Linked DNA regions of Homo sapiens: region 2 is linked to region 1. A link is a loop called in an ENCODE intact Hi-C map of the cell type or tissue named here. Cell type or tissue: heart right ventricle. All regions are shown on one strand. Each heading gives the region's core, and the rest is flanking DNA. Links, peaks and the distances in the headings are about the cores only. Region 1 overlaps FCHO2 (FCH and mu domain containing endocytic adaptor 2). Region 2 has its middle 12 kb from the start of FOXD1.

What was found. Peaks named below come from ENCODE experiments on the same cell type or tissue, not always from the same donor. Only the 100,000 strongest peaks of a DNase experiment are listed, where the experiment ranks them.
Region 2: a loop joins it to region 1, with 7 times the contacts of the local background. A loop is called at or near these places in 4 of 110 quality-filtered maps.

The regions. Positions count from the first base shown.
Region 1 is chr5:73,085,777-73,088,684 of GRCh38, reverse strand. It overlaps FCHO2 (FCH and mu domain containing endocytic adaptor 2), which reads right to left. Exons shown (of 26, transcript NM_138782.3): 25 at 932-1,096; 26 at 1-617. The coding sequence ends at 595. Among named protein-coding and RNA genes, the nearest start is that of TMEM171, 33 kb to the left of the region's middle. In heart right ventricle, for the core only: no CTCF peak of the experiment used is centred there; no DNase peak of the experiment used is centred there.
Region 2 is chr5:73,435,761-73,438,668 of GRCh38, reverse strand. No RefSeq gene overlaps it. Among named protein-coding and RNA genes, the nearest start is that of FOXD1, 12 kb to the left of the region's middle. RefSeq lists an enhancer at 2,144-2,908. In heart right ventricle, for the core only: no CTCF peak of the experiment used is centred there; no DNase peak of the experiment used is centred there; H3K4me3 peaks cover 1,159 bases; H3K27me3 peaks cover 2,500 bases.

The DNA of each region.
Region 1 (2,908 bases), core at 143-2,642:
CATATAAAACATCACTTATACTTTATTAATATGTTTATGAGAATCAAATTATAGATTTTTTGCATACAACTTGGACTCTGGTCTGATTACCTTATGGCACATAGCTCAATTTGATTAAGTGTTCTGAGTTAACATTACCCAAAACTTAGAATTCATGTTCTATTTGTATCCACTGAATATCAAACTTATGAAATTTCAAAGTTATCTCTGACTCTAAAAATGTATGGAAAGCTAAATTACTTTGTGCTTGCTCTTCTGAAACTTTAGGCCTGATATTACACTATAACCCTTTTTTTCAACATAGACACTGGAAATAATTTAAAAATTAATCCTACAAAAACTTCATTTTTACTGAGAATCTGAATAAATGTGCTTCCTGAATATTGTAGTTGATCATTTACAACATAGAGAATCATTTCAGTACTATTTATTTCAATGACTCACTTTAAAAGTGCGATTTAATGTTTGTAGTCAGCTCTCAAATATGTCTAAGTTTGAAAGACATCATACAAGTTAAAATAGTGTTTGGAAAGAACAGATAATGCAGAATGGCAGGTTTGTAATCCCTGAAGCCACATCACTTTCCCAGGTCCATCAACAATCCGCCAGGTATCGTCCTGAAAAACGCCAAGCAGACCTTTGCAATTACAATTTCAAATGCACTCTAAGGACATTTTCCACTGTGGTTACCAATACAAAACTCTAGTTCCCATCTGCTATTTACAGTACATTAGAATCAGATAACAGGTGTTCAGCTATACTGACCGTAAGAACTCTCTCCCAGGTGTGTCTCTACCTGGCACCTTGTACCAAGGGTTAAAGAAAAAATTTCCATGTCTTTAGATTATAAATTGCTTGACAGTTTTTTAATAACTGTTAGAATACAAATGTTTCCCATGTACATTAAAAAGTTTGAAATCTCCTAACTTACCAGTAGCAAACCGCTTCTTTATTAAGGAAAGCCTATAGCCAGTGCCCACAAGTTCGAAATCTACTCCTGAAAGGGTACTTCCCTCGCTGAGGAATTGTACTGCAAGTGTCGTGGGTTTACTAGGTCCTTCTGAAAGATCAAATTTTGCTCGGAGGGACCCAGAACCTACAAAGAAAAGAATAAAGCACTTACACAGGGTAAAATACATTTCAAACAAAATAGAATCAAATGAGCAAGTAAGCTAAACTACATCAGTCCTGTGCTACATTCATTAGATGTGCACAGTAAACAAACTATTATCCTGTTTCCAAATCTCATATTTTTTAGTGAATATCAATTTTCATTAAGTAAATAACCCATGCTTTTCTTTGACTCAATACTAATCTTCAGAGATGTTAACTACTGGACTCCTATGCTATATGCATGTTGAGGCGAGTCAAAAGAGAAGAAGGAAGTAACTGAGGACAGCCCAGAGAAAAACCCTAGGAGGGATATAGGTGGCATAAAGTTAAAAAAGAAATGACTACTGAGTAGTAGAAGAAGTAAAGATGGAAAGGTAACTACGGTTGGGAAGAGTTGTATAACATTGCTATTTTCTATTCACTTTTCTTTTTAAAGTTTTACTGGTCTAACATAATGCCAAGTAGGTATTTCTGAGGTGTTTTGTTTCTAGTATCATCACCATTTATTCAGTATACTTCAGTCTAATGGAATGGCAGGAACAGTAAACCAATAATTATAATGAATATTATAAATGCTGTAAAGGAGCTCTGAGGAGCTACAGGCACAAAAGCACCTATCTCAGCTGAAAATTATAAATGGTGGTGGGGATGATGGTGTGTATTTTAGGCAGAAGTTACCAAAGATACAGAGACAGAGCATGATGCATTTAACGAAATAGCATCTATATCAGATTAGCAGGAGAACAGGATACAGGTAGAGGGGAGTGGCAGATGAGACTAGAGTGGTAGCATGGGCCAGGCCATGGTAAGAAATTCATGATGTAACCATGGGAAGTCACCAAAGATAAGGAAGACAAGAACATTTCAGATTAGTGTCTCAAAAGGGAAGAGAAGCACAAGATGCAAGGTTGGGAGACCAACTGCAAGTCAAAACAGTTTAGGACTCTAGATGATAGGAAAGGGGGATCTGAACTAGGGCTAATAAAAAGGAAAGATATTAAGAAAGTTATTTGAAAGATATTTAGGAGTTGGAATCAAGAAATGAGAAAGGAGGAGTCTAGGAGGGTTCCCAGGTTTCTGGATAGAGCAAATGGACAGAAATGCTAGGTACTAGCAGTAAGATCCTGTGATCCCCTGCACAGAAGCTTAACACTACACAGAGAAATGGAGAATAGGATGTCACAACATTGATCCAACTTGTATTATTATGCCTGGAGGCATAGATCAGTAGTGGAGATGAACTGCTGCCTTATTCTTAATTACTATCCAGGCCCTCAAACTTTTACAATTCTTGATAACCAATTTGGTTGTGCAAAAGTTCTACCATAGACCAAGAGCAACAACCTTGACAATCACCTTAGAAATATTTCCTGTCCCTCTTCTGAGTACACAGTCAGCAACAGAAAACAGATTTCTATTTTACAGAATTTTTTGTGTTTTTTTTTTTTGAGACAGAGTCTCTCACTCTGTTGCCTAGGCTGGAGTGCAGTGGCACGATCTTGGCTCACTGCAACCTCCGCCTCCTGGGTTCAAGCGATTCTCCTGCCTCAGCCTCCTGAGTATCTGGGATTACAGGCGCACACCACCATGCCTGGCTAATTCTGTATTTTTAGTAGAGACAGGGTTTCACCATATTGGCCAGGCTGGTCTTGAATTCCTGACCTCATGATCCACCCGCCTCAGCCTCCCAAAGTGCTGGGATTTCAGGTGTGAGCCACCGTGCCCAGCCTATTTTACAGCATTCTTATTTATTTATTTATTTATTTATTTATTTATTTATTTATTTATTTATTTT
Region 2 (2,908 bases), core at 110-2,609, 350 kb before region 1:
CTTTTTGCAGGCTTAAACATTTTATTACAAATAAAAAAATTAAAATTAAACCAGGTATATTTTCCTTGCTAAACTTTTAAATAAACACTTTCCCACTTGCTGAAGTTGTAGTCGCATCTTCAAAAGGCAGACAGCAAATCCAGGTTTTGGACCACGGGGGGTGGTGCATAAGCACCCAAGAGTTTTTCTGCATTTATTTCACCTTTAAGTTGTCATTGCTAAGGAACTGCTTCCAAATCACCAAGTTTGGGTCTTGGCGTTTTTTGTTTTTTTTTTTTTTGTCTCCAGAAGTAACTGGGAGTACAGAGGAGAAAAATAAAATGTTGAGGCATTCTGTGCTCTGTTTTTCTATTTAAGGAATTTACTATTTCTTTGCCTTCCTCCCCCCTTCCTGGCCTCCCTCCCTATCTGCATAGATAGCAGGACTCCAGCAAACTATATCCCACAGGTCTTTAGAGTTATGTAGGATAGGATCCCTTATTTTAGGGAGTTGGTGGGCGCGGGTTGTTACTGTAACTCTATTCTGTAACTAAAGCTCTGGCATGTAATAAATCTCTCCCCAAAGACTTTTGGATCTTTGATTTGAAAAATCGGATTCCTTTTGTGGAAACAGTTGACAGGAACCTAAAAGGATTAGTTGCATTCCACATAGGATAATTTTTACTGGCAACATTTTGAAACGATTTGGTCCCTTTCAGACCTTAAACAATGTCCAGAAAAATGATCTAACGAGACTTTTATTGTTTTCCTTTGTGTGTGAATCCGCTTGCGCCAACATCTCGATGGGGTTTTGACGGTTTTGCTCCTGAGCAGGGCACTGAATTAATTTCTGATCGCCGTTTCGACTCGGTTAGTTACCTCCTTCGGCCAGGGGCCTGGCGGTGTTTTCCAGGCGTCAGCCCTTGAAATGGCAACAGGAGCGGGAGGCTCGGCCTCTCGGTGGCGCTGTGTCCGGGAGGGACGCGGGGGCCGCTGCCCGCTCGCCCGGGGCCCCGGCAGCTCCGGCGCCTGACGTCGTAGGGGCCGACGAGGCAGCGCGCACGCCCCAAACTGCCATCGTCAAACGCTCCCGGGGCCCTCCATCCACGGGAATGAGACGCGGAAAGGGAGATAATTCGGCTTCTCTCTCTCCTCCAACCGCCCCCCTCCTAAAGCCCCAAGCACAAAGCCGAGAGCGGCCCGCCTTCCCCTCGCAGAAGGCCGCCGAGCTGCTGCGAACCAGCCGCGGGCCACGGCGCCCCCCGCCCTCCAGCCTTCTCCACTGTTTATTTTGTTGTCAGCGGACTTATCAAGATGTTAGTTTGCTGGAGGTTCTGACCTGCCCGGGCGCTTTGGCTGCTCGGCCCGGGCTTTCCCCTCTGTTTTTACACCTGCATAAACTCCACCGCACTCCCCTGTCTGATTTATAGCCCAATTAAAGGTTCAGTGTTCTCCAAGCCACCCGGGCTGCTCCCTTCCCCGCCTCCCGCCGGCTGTGGCGAGCGCAGGAATGCGCGAGGCCGCGCCTAAGGCCGGGCCGCGGCCGAGGCGGTTCTGCGCCCAGCGACCCTCAGGAGCGGCGGCGCGAATGAACGGCCTGCGCCCGGAGAAGGGCAGAGAAACCTCGGGCACATCACCCAACAGCCGCGAGCAGAAAGGCCGCGTCCCCAGCCCAGAGTGATTTCCTTCCTGGGGTTTCGGCCTGAGTGGGACGAGGCGCTCCCCCGACAGCATGCGAGGCCGGGACGGGAGGGCGCTGGGAGCTGCCACGTGGCGCAGCCCGACGCGGAGGCCAGGGGTCCGGCCGCTACGCCGCGCCTCCCCACGATTTTCCGGGTGAGGAAGGGGCGGCCGCGGGGCCCGGCGGGGCGGAGAGGCTCCGGGCTGGGGCGGGAGGCCGTGCCCGCTCCACCGCGGCCCTACCTTCCCGCCCGCCTCGCTCGGCGAAGGCCGGAGACCGCGGCCTGGAGACGCTCCCCGGGGTAGCGGGTGCTTCCAGCTGCCGGGCTCCGGCTGTGGGCGGGAGGCGCGGGGGGTCAAAGACCGCCCAGCCTGCGATCCGGCCAGAGCCCAGCCCCAGCGCGGGCTTCGGCTCCAACTTCCTTCTTTGCGGCCTTTTCTTTACGCAGAGAATAAGCGGCAACCCAGCCGAGATTGGCAGCATTGAGCATCTTCCTAACCCAACTCTGTCTTCTTTCCATCTATCAATCCACCTTTCTAATTAGACTAATTAGGAGCGCTCTGGAGTGTCGCTAGGCCCGGGGACTGAACCGCTTAGGGGTTGTGAAAAGACGCCTGAATGGCCTCGCTGGGGGCCGGGCGGGGGCCTTTGCGACCCATTCAGCACAGAGTAACAGTGGCTACATTTATCCCTGGCCATTGAAAAGAGGCTCGATTAAAACGTTTGGGAACTAATGCCACCCTGCATCCCCTCTCTAATTAGAGGAGCCCAGGGCGAAGGCGAGAGCGCCCGGGACCCCGCAGACACTAGTTCTGTGCGCTACTGCTTTCCGCCCTTTCAGCACAGCCGATTTCCTTCCCCGAGACAAAAGTCCGCCACCTCCCCACCTGTTGCCCGGTCCTTGCTTTCCCACCCATCCCGAGCCCCTTCGCCCTCATCCCAAGCTGAAGGCCCCGCCAACTGCGTTACAACGCACAGCCCAGACGTTGGGGTCAGCGGAGTGGAAAAAAGGCGCCTAGTTCCCTCCTTCTGTCTTGGAAAGCATCCTTTTGCATTCGGTAGGCTACACATTTTCCTCTCCATCTGTCTTCCGTATTTCTCACATACTTACCAGCTCCTCCCTCTCCTCGTCCTCACTTTTAGCAACATGGAATTTCCAAGTAAGCATTTGGGAATGAGAGGAAAGTGGGTCGGGTGCCATCCTGAAGTCACTATCTTGGCCAAACATTATGCTGTAGGAGTTCCTCG